Linked DNA regions of Homo sapiens: region 2 is linked to region 1. Evidence: read pairs that join two places in POLR2A ChIA-PET (ENCODE). Cell type or tissue: CD4-positive, alpha-beta T cell. All regions are shown on one strand. Links, peaks and the distances in the headings refer to the core of each region. The heading gives the core; the rest is flanking DNA. Region 1 holds the start of MGAT4A (alpha-1,3-mannosyl-glycoprotein 4-beta-N-acetylglucosaminyltransferase A). Region 2 overlaps CRACDL (CRACD like).

Region 1 (9,446 bases), core at 775-8,774:
CTTACCTTTCCCATTTTGCCATGTAGTATACCAAGACAAAGTAAGGAAGGAAGTGATAAATGCTAAAGCAGTGGCTACAGTTCCATTGCGGAGCCTCATCTCATTTCACCATCACACTGGTCCATATGTTTATGATGACAACAACCAGGACTGTTTTCTTTTTACCCTGAAAGTCAACTGAATGCAGTACTCCTGGCTCTAGGCCAATAAAAATCAATAAGAGAGGTTCATTTCAGATGATCTGCAGGAGGAGCCTAGCAGCAATGCTGTTCACAACTGTACTCGGGATCGTCTTTGCGGTCTTCACACGCTGATGCCTCGGCCTTTTCCCTTCCTATTCAGGGGAAAAGAGAAAGTCAAGCTCATTCGGTAATGCAAAATGTAAGTTTCTTCATTTACTATTCATCATTATAAACAGACTTTTGGCAGGGCTAAATTGCATCTATAAAGATTATCCCTACATCGAAACTACTCATTTAACATACTGGAATTATATGGTCCTTCTCCTCCTGGAAAAAAATACAAAACAGCTTCAAACTATATTCCCTCCTCATTGGTTTTGTTTTGTCTGTAAAAAGAAAGTTATGGTGACTGATTTTAAAGGGAAAAGTGGAGCTCACAGATTCCAAGATGAGAACTCTAATGATCACACAATGGTTCCTGAGTAACATAATCTTCACTCTCTCCAGTTTTCCTATTGCACAATAATAGGAAATTTTTTTAATAAGAAAATTGACAGAATACAATATATAAGGGTCAAAAGACCTGGACCCTTGACCCAGCTCTGTCATTACTTACATGATTTGGGGCATGCCACTTATCTAGGTCTCAAGGTTTCATTCACAAAATGAGGTAACAATCTGTCCTGTGTCCTCTTTCACATATTGTCATAAATTATTAAAAGGTTACAGTTATAACTGCTGTTTATCACTGTCATAAAATAAATGTCGTTTTTCCAGTGACTAACCCACTCCCAGGGTGTAAACTGGAACTATTTAAGCATTTAGAAAATGCAGCAATCCAGCCAGGATACTGTACACCTTAGGCTCTATCACTCTGCATTGCTTTAAATCAAGAAATCTGGGAAATCACCACTGATCGAACAAAGCTGTTGGGAAAAGGGAAAGAAATGAAGTCTTAGAAGTACTTAAGCACAGCATTCAGCATATAATAGGTTCTCAAAAAATGTCAACTGTACTAAAAACCAAACTTTTTTGGTTAATTGAACAACAACAAAACCAGCCAGCTACTGGTTCCAGTCCACTCTATGCATGGTCAGTCTCAATCCCTGGAGGCACGCCAGGCCCTCCAAGATGTGAACAGATTCCTGGTAGCCTCAGGAGGTGCCACAGGATGCACCTGGTAATATACTGACACTGTAGTGGGGGAGTTAATATACCTCGAAAAATGGCCAGCAGTTCCAAGGGAAAATTCTCTCTGGGGAAGAGCACAACCGATTCAAGCAGCCATTTGCAGGCAATTCAGAAATTGCCACCACCACTGCTTCTTAACACTGAACACTACTAGAAATTCCCCCTAGTAAAGAAAGATCACAGGGGCATAGTACTAATAATGACAGCCACTACAACTTATGAAATGTTTCCTATGTGCCTGATCCACCACATGGTTTAAATCTTCACAAAATCGTTCCTATGAGGCAGGCATTATTAACCCTGTTCTACACACAAGGAAATGAATCCAGAGAAAGAACTCGAATTTGTTTGTCTCCAAAGTCCAAGCTCTTAGCTGCTACACTTTCCCTCTCAAATGAGGCCTCCTGCACCTGGCAATATGAAGAGAAGTTCCAGGGATACTCCAAGTATCAGGTAAAACTGCAGAATTATACCCAACTGTAAGTGTAAATTAAAAAAATAAATTATATAACACACACTGATCTACTAAGGAGTAAGTTGCAAAATTCATGGAAATTTTCAAAGTGTATGTTTATACAACTTTAAACAAATCTCCACTTCCTGTAGCTTTTGGCTAATACCTCACCACAACCCTCCACCAAACTATGCCTGTTAACCCTCAGACAGCAGCTCTACCTTCCACATAATATTCTAGAAGCACCTAACCTCTTTTACTACCTGAACACAAAGAGATCTAAAAATATTCTCATGCAGAAGTTATCATTGTTCTCTAAGATTGAACTTATTCACCTTCTACAGTTAAGACAAGTTAACATCAAACATGCCCACGTCTACAGTTTAGAATTAAAATCTTCACAGTGGCCAGGTGTGGTGGCTCATGCCTGTAATCCTAGCACTTTGGGAGGCTGAGGCAGGCAGATTACCCGAGGTCAGGAGTTCAAGGCCAGCCTGGCCAACATGACGAAACCCTGTCTCTATTAAAAATACAAAAATTAGCCAGGAGTGGTGGCAGGTGCCTGTAATCCCAGCTTACTCGGGAGGCTGAGGCAGGAGAATTACTTGAACCTGGGAGGCAGAGGTTGCAGTGAGCCGAGATCACACCACTGCACTCCAGCCTGGGTGACAGAGACTCAGTTTGAAAAAAAAAAAAAACTTCATAGCAAGACTGCTCTAATTGTCTTAAATCAATAAGCACCCAATAATGAATTCTGATTATAAAAACACGGGTGATAATTCTATGAATTATATAACTTGGAACATTAATCCCGGTGTGGCATTATATTAAAATACTTATAACTTTCAGCTGCTATCTACTTAGCCCTATTTTACTTGAGAAAGAATTTTGTTCTAGTAAAAGATCTAAAAAGCATACAGGTTATTAGAGTAAGCACTCAATTCATAATAACGGGGAGGTAGAGCGCACATCATATAGTTAAGGATATTTTAAAAGTTTTACTAAATACAAATAAAGCTTGTAAAAACATTCCGTAGAAATGCATAGAGACAAGTAAATGAACTCTAAAACCAAAGTAAACTATTGATATACTACCCCTAATATATGAAAAAAAAAAAATACTGGATCCAGTAAGTTATGAAACTCTGAAGATACTTACAATAAATTCTACTAGCAAATAAGCCCTGAAATTTTGCAAGAAAAATATGCGTGTTTTACTCAGTAAGAATGTAGTCATACATTTTTAATTAGGGTTTCCCAGCTAATAAGTTTAACTGCACGGCACAAGTGAAGAAACTCTTCGGACAAGAGTAAAACCAAGGATCTACTCACTCTTCAATTATGAGACATAATTCACAGGCTGGCTTGTAAGACACAGGTGACCCACATTTTTATTAGTGTCCACATTTGCAAAAATTTTAATCTAGCCCCTTAATATTCTCGGAGACTATAATCTAACACGTTTGAATCTTTAACAACAACAAAAAAAGGTAGTGGCTAAAATTGCTAGTCATTTCTCCACCCTCCCAAAGGTGAATGGAACTTTCAACTCTAGACATCAGACTGTTTTGTTAGCAATCCTTTAAGGGCTTCAGTCTTCATTTTATTATTGGATACAAAACCTTTACTTATTTTAAAGTGTTCTCTGAAATACTCAATATAGTCCACGGCTGAGAACACTTTGCCGAACGTTTGGCATCTTCCTTAATCAGCATCCCACAGACAGGGTAGAGGTGACTTAAGAATGAAAGGCACAATAATCCCTGATATCTGGAATCAATAAAATCCATGACGTAAGCCTATATAACTTTACACACCACAATTGTGGCAAAATTCATTTATTTGCCATTTATAAACGGGTCAGTAGTTTTCTTTAATACAGCTTACGTAATGTCATCGCCCAGTGCGTTTTCGGGTTTACACGTGTGGGTTAAAGAAATCTATGTCAAGATAACCTGTTCATCAAACTGTTTTTTAAACATTCAGAAAAAGAAACATAAACCACAAAACGCATATTTTTATTCTAAATTTACAGTCTACGTTCCAACGAACGACTGTCATTATCTTTTATCAAATAATCTGTCCAACAGCAAAAGCACAACAGCAAAATACGTGGAAAGCATTCAAAGCATACATTGTGCCTGCTTCTATTTTCCAATGCGGAATGTAGGCAATGAAACCGCTCCAGAGAAACACACTGTTGCGAGGAATAAAGGCGGGTGTGCAAGTGGCTCGACTGCCAGCTCAGAAAAGCTCGCCTCCGAGATGTCACCTGGCACACTTGGTGGAGTCACCGAGACCCAGCCTCAGGGTCCTACTGCAGCTTCCTCATTACGGAGAGAGCTGAGGCCTGGGGAAACGGGGGCTGCTCTTTCACGCGGGCCCCGCAGCCCTTCACTTTGTGTGAAAATTCCCTGCGAAGGCTGCACGGCCGGTCCCCTCGGGAGCAGCCCCTGCCCCTGCGCCTCGGACCGTCCGGCCCCGCCCACCTGCCCCGCGGCCCCCGCGAAAGCGCCGACTCCCGCGCAGCCCCCGGGTCCCACAGGCAGCTGTCCCTCCCCCTCCGCACCCCCCGGATCAGCACTTTGCTCCACTTTCCCCCAAAGTCGCCGAGCCCCGCCACGCCGGGGAGCGCCAGGAACGCACCAGGCGCCGAGCCGGCCGCAGAGAGGGCGCGCGACCCCGAGGGGTGCGCGGTGCGGGGCAGGGACGCTGGGAGGACGGCCCGGCCCGCGCCCCGCCGCCCGCCCCCGAGGCCCAGCCGCTCCCGGAGCCGGCCCCGCGCCCAGAGGCGCCAACAGCTCCCCCGCACAGAGCTCCGGCCGGGCCGCGGCGCAGTAGGCTCCTTTACCAGCAGGTGGATCTCCCGCAGCCCGGGGCCGCCAGCCCGGCCGCCGGCGCCGCCCCCAACTCCCGCGCCCTCCGCGCAGCCGCCCCGCGCCCCCTCCCGCCCCCGCGCGCCGCCGCTGCCGCCGCGAGCCCCTCACCCGCCGCTGGCGTCGCCGTGCTCCCGCGGCTGCCGGCGGAGCTGCTGTAGCCGCCGCCGCCGCTGCCGCCGCCGCTGCGGGCCGCCCCGCCCGCCCCGCCGGCTCCGCCCCCGCCGCTGGAGCGCCCGCCCCGCCCCGCCCCGCCGGGCCGCCCCGACCCCGCCAGCCATTGGCCGGCCCCGCGGGCCCCGCGCCCCGCGCCCCGCGCCCCACCAGTGGCCCGCGCGACTGTCACTTAGGGGCGCCGCCACGCAGCCTGCGGAGCGTTCGGGAGGCTGGCCCGGCTCATCGGTGTCACGGCGAGGTCCGGAGCGGAGCCGCGGTCTCGGGTCCCAGCTCTGGGCGCCGGCCTGCTCCCCGCCGCCCCGCTGCCACATCTGGCTGAGATCCTCCCGGCGCGTGCAGGGACCGCTCCGGCGGCCAACAAAGGCCCGGGCGAGCCCTCGGCCTGCGCCTCGGCGCGCGACCCGACCACCCGGGGCTGCCCCAGCTCCCAGGCGCCTGCCTGCCTCGACCCGGCCCCTTCCCAGCGGCGCGCCCCGCTCCGGGCCGCCCAAACTGGGCGGCCTCCCCGGGGACAGGTCCCGGGCCCAGCCCCACAGGAGCTCCCGAGGCCCCGCGGACGGTCGCGACAGCCCCAACTTCCCGGTGAGAACCCCGCGAATCGGCCAGAAGGGCTGATTTCAGCAACTGGGAAGGAGAAAAACAACTAGGGTTTCAACGCACATCGTTGGGTGCTAATGCCCCTGATTTTCCACTATGCCCCGTTTTCTTGAACCCCATGTCCTTATCTGTCGCCGTTTCACAAGGTTAGAGGTTAACTTCAAAGGCAAAAAACTGACTCGTTTGTAGAAAGCCTGGGTGGTCTGTCCCTGTTTTTCATAGTATCCATAGGACTTGTGCTAACAGTAACTACCCCTGGGTACGTCCTCTTTTGAATACTTAACTGTATAGCAGGCAACCGTATAGCAGGCATGGGTGTTAGATCGTTTATTGCATATCTCATGTTTTAAATTTATTCCCCATTTTTCATAAGAGGAAACTAGCTGAGAGGTGAAAGGGCTTGCCCAAGGTCACACAGCTGGTAATGGTTCAAAAACAAGGGATGTGTTAACTTTATTGCCGCAATAATCCTTACAGCAATCCTACCGAGTAACCTGTAAGGGAATTGAGGGGCCAAAGATCAAGGAGGCAGCCTTGTTCCTGCCAAACTCCCAAAGTAATAAGTAGATTCTTTTCAGAAAACAGTAATTTCAATAATCGAAAACTCTTAAGAGGCATCAATCAGAACAGGGTCCCCTCCCCACCTCCGATAAATTCCATTATTTTTATCTCAAGATAAGAATAATTAATAATCAGCTAGAACATGCATGGAGTTATCAGCCTTCCCATGTTGAGGTTTCTCCATGACGGCTAATTTAAAACTTCAGGAAGAGACACGTAACATCCCTGCTCCCATAGTCTCTTACTAGTTTAGGGGAACCATACCAAAAGATCTGTCCACTGCCCAGCACTGTGGACACAACTTGGGGGATCACAGCCATGATATCCAATGACAGCTCTTCCCTCTACTTTGAGTGTGTTTTCTCTCTACTTCCGGTTTGGCTGTGTCCCCACCCAAATATCATCTTGAATTGTAAATCCCACAATTCCTGTGTGGTGGGAGGAACCTGGTGGGAGGTAATTGAATCATGGGGGAGGGTCTTTCCCATGCTGTTCTCGTGATAGTGAATAAGTCTCACGAAATCTGATGGTTTTAAAAAAGGGAGTTTTGCTGCACAAACTCTCTTTGCCTGCCACCATCCATGTAAGAAGTGACTTGCTCCTCCTTGCCTTCCACCATGATTGTGAGGCCTCCCCTGCCATGTGGAACTGTAACTCCATTGAACCTCTTTTGTCCGTTGCCCAGTCTTGGGTATGTCTTTATCAGCAGCATGAAAACGGACGAATACATTGGGGACCTGAAAGCCAGGTTTCCTGTATTCTATGACAAAGCCATTGCCAAGTAGCAAGCTGGCAATTTGATTCATGACCAGATGTAAACAGAGGTAAAGACTGAGACCATTCCAAGGTAAAGCTTTTAATACATTGTTGGATATATCCTGCCTAAAATATCTCCTAGGAATAGATGATTCTAGGCTTTGCTATTACAGTGCTCTTAATGACAGACAAGCAAACTACTTCTTGCAGAGGAAGAAAGTCCTGCCATTTGATAACATCATGGAGAATGCCCCCAAGCCATTTTCATGAATTACCCAAAAGACCAAATGGAACAGGAGCTATTATCCCTATTTTATTCACGAAGAAACTGAGGCCCTGAGAAATTAAGACATTTGACAGATACAAACAGTAATTTAGGCAATTAGTAAATGTTTGAATCAGAGTTCAAATCCAGGTCTGTTTGATTCCAGAGCCCCTACATCACCCCTCCAGACTATCTCTCTGCTCACATCTTCAGCAAGTTACAAAATTTTGTTGAGTGGATGAATATTTTTACATATATTTCCCAGCTGGGCACAGTGGCTCATGCCCATAATCCCAGCACTTTGGGAGGCAGAGGTAGGAGGATTGCTTGAGCCCAGGAGTTCGAGACCGGCCGGGGAAACAGAGAGAGACCCATGTCTTTAAAAAAATAAAAATTAAAAATTAGCCTGGTGTGCATGCATCAGTAGTCCCAGCTACTGGGAAGGCTGAGGCATGAGGATCATTTGAGCCCAGGAGTTCCAGGCTGCAATGAAATATGATCATGCCACTGCACTACAGCCTGGGTGACAGAGTGAGACCCTGTCTCTCTCTCTCTCTCTCTCTCTCTCTCTCTCTCTCTCTCTCTCTCAAAAGAAAGAAAAAAAAAAGCCAGGTGTGGTGGCTCACTCCTGTAATCCCAGCACTTTGGGAGGCTGAGGCGGGCAGATCACCTGAGGTTCAGGAGTTCAAGACCAGTCTGACCAACAGTGTGAAACCCTGTCTCTATTAAAAATACAAAAATTAGCTGGGCATGGTTGTGCGTGCCTATAATCCCAGCTACTTGGGAGGCTGAGGCAGGAGAATCGCTTGAACTCAGGAGGCAGAGGTCACAGTGAGCCAAGATCGCGCCATTGCACTCCAGCCTGGGCAACAAGAGTGAAACTCCATCAAAAAAAAAAAAAAGATGTTTCTCTTCACCTTCTCCAGTTTTTTCTCTTAGTGAAGGAAGGAAATGAAAGCATTTACAGACATTCTATAAGCAGAGGCATATGTCAGAGGAGAAAGGAATAGGGGGAAGGACAAACTTCAGTTATAGACTCCACCGGCTTATTCAGATAAAAAGCGGAATTTCCCCTGCACTCTGGGTAGTGGAGGAAGCACAGCAGAAGACAAAAAGTGTACAGGAAAAACACAACTGCTTTCACTTGGAGGCTTTTTTGATACTTCGTTGCTGCTTCAACTGGCAGCAGAAGGGCAGGTTTTGGAAAATAGGGTTACACTTATCTCAAACCATATACATTGTAGCTCAGGAAAGTCTGGATTTCAGTGAGTTGTCCCAAGAAACTGGAATGCCATAGAATATATTATTCCAAGGTATAGGGTATAATTGGTTGATGATTCATGTTAACTTAGCAGAGTTTATGATCCTGGATTTTCCAACTAAGTCCATAGTATCTGTTAATAATCAAAGACAATCCATCCAAACCCCACTGAATCCCATTCCATATCTTTTTCTCTTTTTAATATTGTTGATGATGATTCTCCTCCTCTATCACTTCCTTTTTATTTATTCTCTACTTCTACAGTTTCTGTTTCTGCCTTTATTTCTCAGTGGAATTGTACCCAAGAGGTTCTGCCAGAACTTTACCATTTATTTTGTAGTCTGTCCCCAACAAAGCTTCTATGTTGAGGCTGTTTTCCTTTCCACACACATTTTTGCTGTTCCACAAACTTTTTCTGAGTGCCTATGATTACAGAGGCAGCTGTTATCTAACCACAAAGTGCTCACAGTAGAAGAAATGGGTAAGTAATTAAACCATAGTACAATGCTACAAACGCACAGTTCTGGGACAGCCGATAGGATTAAGCCATCTGGGGGCAAGGAAGCCTTCCTGGAAGTGATATCTGAGCTAAAAGCAGAGTACACACAGGGAGTGAATCTTTTCCTTTTATCTCTTTGATGGTAAATGGCTGTTGGTGGGGCCATGCCTATAGCAGTCAGCTTCTAAGAATTCAAGCACATAATCTCTAGTTTTCTTTTCTACCCCAGCCCCCTCCATGCATTAACAATCAAGCTTGCATTATTTATGAATATTTATAAAGATTGTGTTTTCTGGCTTCTTGGCTACTAGCTCTAGTGAGATTCTTTCCCCGACCCAGTGTAAAGCCTGCTAGAGGAATCACATCAGGAGGTTCTCCCTGGCTTTTTATTTTATTTTTATTTTATTTTATTTTATTTTATTTTATTTTATTTTATTTTATCTTATTTTATTTTATTTTGAGATGGAGTTTTGCTCCTGTTGCCCAGGCTGGAGTGCAATGGCGCAGTCTTGGCTCACCGCAACCTCTGCCTCCCGGGTTCAAGTGATTCTCCTGCCTCAGCCTCCCAAATAGTTGGGATTGCAGGCATGTGCCACCATGTCCAGCTAATTTTGTATTTTTAGTAGA
Region 2 (9,446 bases), core at 895-8,894, 91 kb after region 1:
GACATTATGCTAAGTGAAATCAGCTAGTCACAGAAGGACAAGTATTACATGATCACATTTCTATGTGAAATCTAAAATAGTCAAATTCATACAATTGAAGAGCGGAAAGGTGGTCATGAGGAGCTGGGCGGGGGAGAGGGAAATTGGGGGCTATTCATCAATGTTTATAAAGTTTCAGTTATGTTAAGAAGAGTACGTTCTAGAGATCTGCTCTATAACACTGTACCTATAGACAACAATACTGCATTGTACATTTTAAAATTTAAGAGGGTCAATCTCATGTTATGTGTTCATATCACAATAAAATGAAATTTTAAAAATTCAAGAGACAGGAATATATTTTTAGCATGATGCCAATAAAACCCCCCACAGCTTGTATTCTAACCCAAATGAATTTGAATATATCTGAACTGTGTCATTAAAAAAGGACGACAGTCTCTTTCAGTTCATTTCCTTCAGAAAATGGCTGTGACATACAAAGACAAGGTGGCCAGAAAATGGCTGTCTACACTCCTCCAGCATCCAGCTACCACCTGCCTTCTCTGTGCAATAAACTCTGAGGGTCAGTCCCCTGTGCTCTTCCCATCTTTTGGGGCCAAGAAAGAGCTTGCATGGCAGGAGGACATTAAATATTTGTTGAAAAAAAGAATGCATGAATGAGTGAGTACTGGAGTCTAGAAACAGAGGGTCAGAGACTGGAGTGTGTTACTCTGTCACCAACCCTGTCTGGAGGAATCAAGCTCAGATTAGCCAATGCTGGTTATCAAATGAGGTCCCCAGGTGAGAAGGGTGGTTTCTTGCACTACCTTCCAAAACACCAACATGTGACCATGACTTTGTAAAAAAAATAAATCTCATACCCAGAAACAAGACAGACTAGAAGGAGAGCTGACCTAGGAGTGATTTTTTTTTCTACATACTTTCTGTGTTTTGCAATTTTTCCACACAATATTCTCTAACTCCTTTGTTCTCATTCTAATCCTGCGTGCAGAAGCTGCTTTATGACCTGTAATTTAGACTCTGGGATGGATTGAACCAACAGGAGGATGCATAATGTTCTGCACAAATGAACAAGGCTGATAACCCTGGGCCATTTACTTCCTACGACAGATCAGCAAATTATGAACCAGGCTTATAAACAGGGCTCCTCTGCCTCGAGGAGCACAGACACATACTAAGCTTGCAGTAACCACTCCAGCACAGCCCCTGTGAGGCTCAGCCCCTTTGGCAACCCAGGCTCCTGTTTATTACAACCAACCACCATTGCATCCTTTCCTACTCCTTCTGCTGAAGCGTCCCTCCATTCCTTCAAAGAAGGAAAACAAGGTGTGGAAGAGAGGAGGAGGAATAAACCAGGTGCTGGGGACAAAGCAGTTTGAGTGCCCAAAGCCGAGTCATCTGGAACACTTCAATCATCCAACTTTACTGTACATGCCCTGGAGGGAGGACGGGGGAGGTGGCAGACTATCTGGGAGCTCTGGGCAAGGTATTTGCCACCACAACAGCAAATATTAGGTCTTTCTGGAAACAGAGTGATATTGTTATTAAAACTTTCATTATCTGTATGTTTTATGTGAACTGAATTGCTTCTAGCTAATGTAATTTGGGAGCAATGAGAATGATAATAGTAGAAGTGATAATAATCAATGAAAGCACAAACAGATTTGGCATCTAGGGAAAGTGTGGGGGCAGCTTCACTGCTGGGGTCTGACAGCGCAGACCCTGAGATTCTGCTCTGGTCAGCATGAGATAGCCCCTCAAGGTCCAGGTAGGATCAGGCAGCAGGCCCAGCCTGTCCTGGTACCTGTCCTTCCAATACCACTGCCCCTGCCCCCAGAGTTGCTTCCCTATAGAATGTGGGTAATTCCTTCCCTCTCTCTGTGTTAAAATGAATATCATTAACCATACCCATAAAGTAACCTAGATTCTTCTTTCGTTTTGAAATTCATCTAACTCTGACATTTCTATGGCTTTAGTGAATGTGATTAAACTTAGATGGATGAGACAATTCTCTTCTACTATATAAGCAAAGCTGTTAATAAAAAAAATACTCTATTACATTTTATAAATCAAAGAAAAATACACAAAGTATTTACAGATTATCCCAGGCATTTTATAGTGAAGAAAGCCTGGCTTAGGTTGAGAAACTTACATATAAATAATGGGCAAAGCATTGCCCTCTGAAGCTTCTTTTTCAGATCTGACTACGAGCTTGATATTCTGTTTTTAAGTTCCATTCATTTAGCAAGCTCTTGAGAGACATTTTCAATTCTAGGCCATGAAGGTCAGGGTTTCATGTGCACAGAGAGCAACTCCTTCCTCCCTTGCTACTTCAATGGCTTTTTGAATCACTCTACAATAGCTTCAATAACCTCAATGGAAATCTGCAGAGTGGATCGTCAGTGATGGTTTGAACTTCCTCCAGATTCCGCACTGATTATCCTACTGCAGTGGCAGCAGCAACACAAAATCACGGCTGTGCCAAGGGGCCTTCAGATTGGGAAGGCCACATGTGTGGGCTCTTTGGAACTGTGAATCCTTGTGTGTCACGTTAGGAATTTAAAGCACTGTAAAAGAGCCAGAAAAGATTAGACTATTTTGGAACTGTTTTCACATTGTTTTGTATGAGCTAATTTTCTTCCTATGTATGCATCTTCCTCTTAGGGTGCAGGATTCCCTAAGAAAGCTACTGGGTTCTATTTCCTCTCTGTCCCACAATACACTGCTTGAGTAGCCTGAAACATTCTTTTTTTTTTTTTTTTTTTTTTGAGATGGAGTCTCGCTCTGTCACCCAGGCTGGAGTGCAGTGGCGTGATCTCGGCTCACTGCAACCTCCGCCTCCTGGGTTCAAGCGATTCTCCTGGCTCAGCCTCCTGAGTAGCTGGGATTAGAGGTGCGCGCCACCATGCCTGGCTAATTTTTGTATTTTTAGTAGAGATGGGGTTTCACCACGTTGGCCAGGCTGGTCTTGAACTCCTGACCTTGTGATCCGCCTGCCTCGGCGTCCCAAAGTGCTGGGATTACAAGTGTGAGCCACCACGCCGGGCCAAAACATTTTTAAAAAACAAAATTTGTCATGGAAAACTTCTCCCTAGGGCCCCCATCACATGCACACACAACTTATTTGTGTAGTTTCATTTTCTGGTTCACAGATTTCCATTAATTTAAAAAACCAGCAGGTCAGGCATGGTGGCTCATGTCTGTAATCCCAGCACTTTGGGAGGCTGAGGCGGGCAGATCACTTGAGGTCAGGAGCTCGAGACCAGCCTGGCCAACATGGTGAAACCTCGTCTCTACCAAAAATATAAAAAAATTAGCCGGGTGTAGTATCGTGTGTGCCTGTAATCCCAGCTACTTGGGAGGCTGAGGCAGGAGAATCACTTGAACCCGGCAGGTGGAGGTTGCAGTGAGCCAAGATCGTACCACTGCATTCCAGCCTGGGCAACAGAGTGAGACGGAGTCTCAAAAACAAACAACAACAAAAACAACAAAAAACCCAGCAATGAAAGATTCTTTAGCTCTGCTGCAAATACACATTTTCAACAGATTTCTCATTTCATCTGAAACACTATAAGAAGTGACAAATGTCAAAGACAGAGAAAGGTCATCTACTTTGTCTCTGCTCATTTCAAAAGACAGCTGCTTTCAAATATTCTTACGTTCTGCCTCAATGTTAACCCAATCTCCCTTTCAGGACAGCAAGTAAATGCTGACCCTCTTGAGAGACTTACGTTTTATACAGACTTGTGATTCCAATATATGGAATACTTTCCATGTTGCAGCTGAGCCACGTGAACCTGATTATGAAGCAGGAGGAAATTCTTTCTTGGAGGAAAAGGTCAGAAGGACCCTAATAGAGGAGTATGTTTCATTTATAGCCAAGAAATAGCTTAGGCCCTGAAAGAACCTGCATCAAAATGAGTACACATGTCCTGGGATTTGGACTTTGCTGAGTTTCTTAGGTCAAAAGTGGGAGAAGAATTTGAGGGATTCGCTGAGAGTCCTATCAAAATCAGTTTTTACGTTTCTCTTTATCTCATGTTTACACACTGACTTCTCTGTACTTATGCAAAATCCTGGTATTTATTTTCCCTTTTCTACTCTTTATTCCTTATTTTATCTCTCTCTTTTTAAAACAGACAGGGTCTCACTCTGTCACCCAGGCTGGAGTGCATGGCACCATCATAGTTCACTGCAGCCTTGAACTCCTGGGCTCAAGCAATCCTATTTCAGCCTCGCAAGTAGCTGGGACTACAGGCCCTCATTACCACGCCTGGCCAGTTTTAAAATTGTTTGTAGAACGACGTCTCACTATGTTGCCCAGGTTGGTGTTGAACTCCTGGGCTTATCAGCAGGCCTTGGCCTCCCAAAGTGCTGGGATTACAGGCATGAGCTACCGAGGTCGGCCTATTCCTTACTCTAGATTAGGGGTGTCCAATCTTTTGGCTTCCCTGGGCCACACTGGAAGAATTGCCTTGGGCCACACATAAAATACACTAAACTAAGGACAGCTGATGAGCTTAAAAAAAAATTCGCAAAAAGTCTCAATGTTTTAAGAAAGTTTACGAATTCATGTTGGGCCACATTCAAAGCCGCCCCGGGCCCAGGCCGCGAGTTGGACAAGCTTGCTCTAGATCAGACATGATGTTAGTGGGAATTCTGACTCCTTCCAATTCCCCTGCAACAAAGTTTGTACCAGGAGCATTTGGCGAGTGTCCAGCAAGATGTGCCCGTGGATGTGGATCTCCCCAGGCCCTGCCCTTCCCGCACCCTCGGCGGGCTCTTACCAGCTCCCCTGCGCAGCGGCCTTTTCTCCGCCGTCCTGGGCTCCTTCCTGGGTTCCCGCTCTCCCGGGCCGGCGTCGGGGGGCGCGGGCTGGTGCGGGAGCGTGAAGCTCTGCAGAAGCGGCTTCCGGGGCAGGGGCGGCTTGGAGCTGAGCGGCTCGGGGGGCCGGGCCTTCCCCTTTCCTTGGTCGCTGGGGGCCCTGGTGCCTCGAAGGGCGGGGGCCGTCCCGAGGGGACACTTCTCCTCCTTCGGGAGCACGGTCAGCGACCTTTCTAACCGGACCTCGGCACTGTACCTCTTCACACCCTTCACCTCCTGAGAGGCGCCATCCCTGTATTTGAGCGAGAGGGAGGTGGACCGGAGCTTGACGGGGAAGGGGTTTCTGTCCTCACTCGGGGCCGGCTCCTGGGCGGCTGGGCAGGGCTCTCTCGTGCCGGGCGCGGCGGCCGCCTCCTGAGGGCTCTTGCGCGGCCCGGCCGGGCTGGCCGCCCTGTCCCCCGAGTCCTGAGGGCCGCGCTCCGCCAGCTTCCGAGGGCCAGGTTTCGCGTGCTGGGGCTCGGGGAGACCCTGGAGGTCGTCAAGAGCCGCCTCGCTCCTCCAGACCGGGCCGCTCCTCGCGAGGGGCAGGCGGCCGCTGGCCCGTTCCAGCGGGCGGGAGACGCCCGGACGAGGCCGCGCTCGGCACGAGGACACCGAGAACTTCTTCGCGCCTCGCAGCTCGGCACCGCCCCTCTCCGCCTTCCGCTCTGGCGCCGCCCTCTCGGCGCCCGCCGGTGGCGCCTCGGCTCGCTCGGCCTTGGGGCGCTCCGGGGCGGCGGCCTCTGCGTCGAGGGAACCGGGGCCGGGCTCCACCGGGGGAGACTCCGCAGCGGCAAGCGGCGGGGACGCGGCGGGGCCCTCGCTGGCGGCCGCGGGCCGGTGTTTCAGGCAGCTCTTGGGCGCCGGCGGGCTCGGGGCGGGCGCCGTGGAGGGCTCGGTCCCAATTCTCTCGGGCTCGGTCCCCGCTCCTCTCTCGGGCTCCGTCTCCGCTTCTCTCTCGGGCTCAGGCGCCGGCCCTGGGGGCCCCTTCTCCTCATCCGGGAGCACGGGCGGCGTCGGCTCCGCTTCCTTCGGGACACTGCGTTCTGGCCCGTCGCGAGCAGAGGGCGCCTCTGAGGTGGCGGCGGGGTCAGTCTCGGGGGGAGTCGTGTCCCCCTCAGGGATGGCGGTGGGAAACGGGCTCGCGACGTCTTCGGGAGCACAGACCACCTCCTCCGCCTTGTCCGTGGCCGGGGCACACGGGCCTGCGGGGGGCGCCTCCCCATCCTGCTTTCCGCCGTCGGGACCGGGATTCGGGGGGCCCTCCGGCGGGGACGGGGGCTCCACGCGGAGAGTGGGGGCCGACTCGGGCTCGGCGAGCTCCGGGGTGGCCGGGCGGCTTGAGGGGTCCTCCCCGGGGACGCCCCCCTCCTCCACGCTGGCCGTGAGCGCGGAGGAGTGCTGCAGGCGGGCGCGTCTGGCACGGGCCCCTCCGGGTGGCGGCAAGGGCGCCGGTGGCCCAGGCTCAGGGCCTCTGTCTGGCGCCACGTCCTGCTGCCCAGAGCTGGGGCGCTCTTCTGGGCTGACTTCCAAAAGTGGCTTCTCCTCGTTTTCCTCCTCCTCTGGGGTGCACGTCAGGTCGCTCAGGGATTCAGACTGAGCGCGCTGAGAGAAATAAAGATAAAAAGCATCGTCGCTATAGCCAATTCCAGGAAGCCTGTCACCTCCCCACTTTTTTCAAGGCTTATAATGGTTTAGTGATAGCAGCACTATAAAGCTGGCACTTAAGTAGGCATGTACCCACGGGTGTCTTTTCTCAGTCTGTATCCTACTGGTCTACTTGGGCTCACAAGTTTATCAGGACAATGGCAGATATGCCTCCAAAGTAAATGTCTACAGCTCCTCTGGCAGAGCCTCAAAACCAGTGGACTAGAGTAACGCCAAGGGAAGGCGACCAACAGCAGCCAGTGTCTGCTATGCTCTGTGCTCCCACACTTGTTATTTCATTTAATCTTCCATTCATCCCAGTGAGGAAGGGATGATGAGTCCCTTTTTGCACTTGAGAGCCAGGAACTCAGAGAGGCCAATACCTTGTTCAAGCCTGGGCAAGCAGGTGGCCGAGCTGAACAGCTGGGACTCTATGGCTCTGTGTTCCTCCCAGCCAGTCTCCCATGTCAACACTTCAGGAATGTACCCTCATAGTAAAGCCAGACTGGTTTTCCTAAAAGATGGCTCATATCATGCCAATAGCTAACCATGGCTTATAGGATAAAACCAAAATTTTCAGCTAAATTTAAAGTCCTAGATTCTCTGGTCTTAAGCCGTTTCTTCCACTCCCTACTCAGGTCAAACCAAGCCCTCAACACTGTGCCAGACACTTGGTCTGAGTGACTGTCACCTCCCCACTCTCCCCCACCCCCCTGCCCCCAACCTCCAAGATACTCTACCAGGGCCCCCAAGGACTATTTCAAACTCTCCCACTCTATGCAGTTTAAGATTCCCCCCTTCTCTGGCCTCCTGAAGCCCTACTGGCTTGGCAAACATACAGTGCCTTGTGATAGTCTTCTTCTGAAAGACCTCTAGAATTCAGATTCCAGTCCAACTTCCTCCTATTGTCACAAAGTCAGTTCCTGCTCTCTCGGGAAGGAAAGGAGCTCCAGGTAACCAAGAATCATTCAAAAGTAACATGTGGAAATGACGAAAAGGTTGATGGTGTAGAGACTGATCTTTTAGAAAGTTTGTGATATTAGACACCAAGAGTCACCCAGGCTATTGCTCTCTCCTTCCCCTTTTCTAAAGCAGGAACTGTGACAGGGTATGTTTGCAATAGGTTTTTCTTCTTGCTGTTTGTTATTATTTTAACATTTTTCATGGCATCTGCTTGCTAATAGAATATAGGATGCCTGGGATGTTTGTGACAATACCTAAGCAAACTCTTGCCAAAATGCACAATCCTATTCTTTTGGATTTAAAAAGAGGAAGAGGCACAAAGAAAGCTACAGAAGAACTTTCAAAAGCTGCAGGTTCTTTACTTTGCCATGTTGATGGCCTTCTGCTACTACAGGAAACTGCTGATGTTGAAACCTCTTTAGGATGGAGGTCACCTTTTAAAACTATCAGTCACAGAGCCCACACAAGGCAGCAGAGGGGGCAGCATGGCTGTTCTTTCCCATCCTGGGAGCATTTAGGGAGCATCTGAAAGCACCTTGATCCCTGAGAGGGGCCAGGCCACAAGGAAGGTCCTTATGGTTGGGAAGAGGGACCTCATGACCAACGGGCAAAGGGTGCTATGGACACTGAAGGACAGAGGCCCCCGGCATCATAGGTTCCACAACAGTGGATGGAGGAAAATATGGACACCTCTGAGAACTTCAGATATCCATGCCCGCTCCTTACCAAGCAGGGAAGGGGAAAAGAGGGAAAGACCATGGATGTGACAGAGTTGAAATCAAGGAAAGGCTGTTTACCTGTTTGCCCAGGCTGGCTACATCAGGTTTTCTGTTATTCTACAAAGTGGGATTCAAGAACTAAGTCAAGTTCAAATGTAAAGAAAGAAGGATATAAGCCCTGCCCAGATGGGAGCAAGAAGGGAGGCTGTGTTTCCACCTGGAATAGACACCACGCTTCGCTCTGTCACCAAGTCCTGGCCAGGTTGTGGCTGGCTATAAACGCCCTGGCCAGAGCCAAAGACATCCCCGTGGGATTCATAAATCACAGACTTGAGGGCCAGAAGGGAGCAGGCCCTGGCCCTGTAGTCTCATTCAGCACGAGTACAGGCAGGTCTTGAGTGACCGGACCTTGTCACACTGACACAGCACACAGCCTTTAACTGTGCATGCACTGGACACACACACCTAGGCACAAGTATCCTGGTTCCTAGCTGGCACATCAGCCTGAAGGTAACTCACCTTTGCTTCTTCCTCCAGCATTAGTCCCCTCAAAAGTCTACTCTGCTGGCATGAGTTTAAAGAACACCTTCCATATGCCCAAAGGAAAACTCACTCTCTTCAGGGAGTTGCTGAACTCCTGAGTGGCCCTAGCCCAACTGTCTCCAGCTGAGGCACCCAGCTTGCCCTGGGTACTTCACCAACACACCACAATCATGTCATGAGGGAAGGACAGAGGACATTAGCCTGTGAGCATCTCTTTATCAGCACTGTCATTCTCTGTGGCCAGGCTGGTCCCCACTCCAGGGGGGACGCGTTACAGTGCCCGTCAGGTAGGGGAGAGGGAACAACCCTATGTGAACCTCGAACCTGCCAGTAAATGAAGCCAAAGTATTCCATGAGCCAGTTTCTCAGCTTCTAGGACTAGGAGGTAACGACACCCTGAGGCAGCACACCCAAAGAGGGGTCTGTCTTTCCGAGGCATGCTCCCCATGCTACTGAGTAGGCCCTCATCCAAGACAGTTGTCCACGCTAGTGTTTCAGCTTCTTTCATTCACTCATTTGTTAATTCACTCATTTGTTTGTTCAGTGGTTCATCCATTCAACAACTCTGTGACTAGAAATGTTCTAAGGGCTGAAAATGCAGCCAGGACAGGGTCTCAAAGAAGACTGGCAATAAGAGCACATCCATTTACAAAGGTCACTTTGGCATGTGGCGAGTGTTCTGAAGGAAGTGAACGGGCAGGGTGAGTTTTT

The links. Peaks named below come from ENCODE experiments on the same cell type or tissue, not always from the same donor. Only the 100,000 strongest peaks of a DNase experiment are listed, where the experiment ranks them.
Region 2: POLR2A ChIA-PET joins it to region 1 with 44 read pairs; 12 of 35 experiments call an interaction of 5 or more read pairs at or near these places.

The regions. Positions count from the first base shown.
Region 1 is chr2:98,726,234-98,735,679 of GRCh38, forward strand. MGAT4A (alpha-1,3-mannosyl-glycoprotein 4-beta-N-acetylglucosaminyltransferase A) reads right to left here and starts at 4,899. Exons shown (of 16, transcript NM_012214.3): 1 at 4,815-4,899; 2 at 6-334. The coding sequence starts at 99. LOC107985922 (a long non-coding RNA gene) reads left to right here and starts at 5,048. Exons shown (of 2, transcript XR_007087150.1): 1 at 5,048-5,462. RefSeq lists silencers at 4,907-5,236, 5,257-5,446, 5,553-5,847. In CD4-positive, alpha-beta T cell, for the core only: no CTCF peak of the experiment used is centred there; DNase peaks (open chromatin) are centred at 4,128, 4,738, 5,058, 8,138 and 1 weaker place; H3K4me3 peaks cover 6,619 bases; H3K27ac peaks cover 5,921 bases.
Region 2 is chr2:98,817,070-98,826,515 of GRCh38, forward strand. CRACDL (CRACD like) reads right to left here. Exons shown (of 10, transcript NM_207362.3): 7 at 4,788-6,468. Among named protein-coding and RNA genes, the nearest start is that of LINC02611, 50 kb to the left of the region's middle. In CD4-positive, alpha-beta T cell, for the core only: CTCF peaks have their summits at 5,965 and 6,175; DNase peaks (open chromatin) are centred at 5,562 and 6,192; H3K4me3 peaks cover 506 bases; H3K27ac peaks cover 617 bases.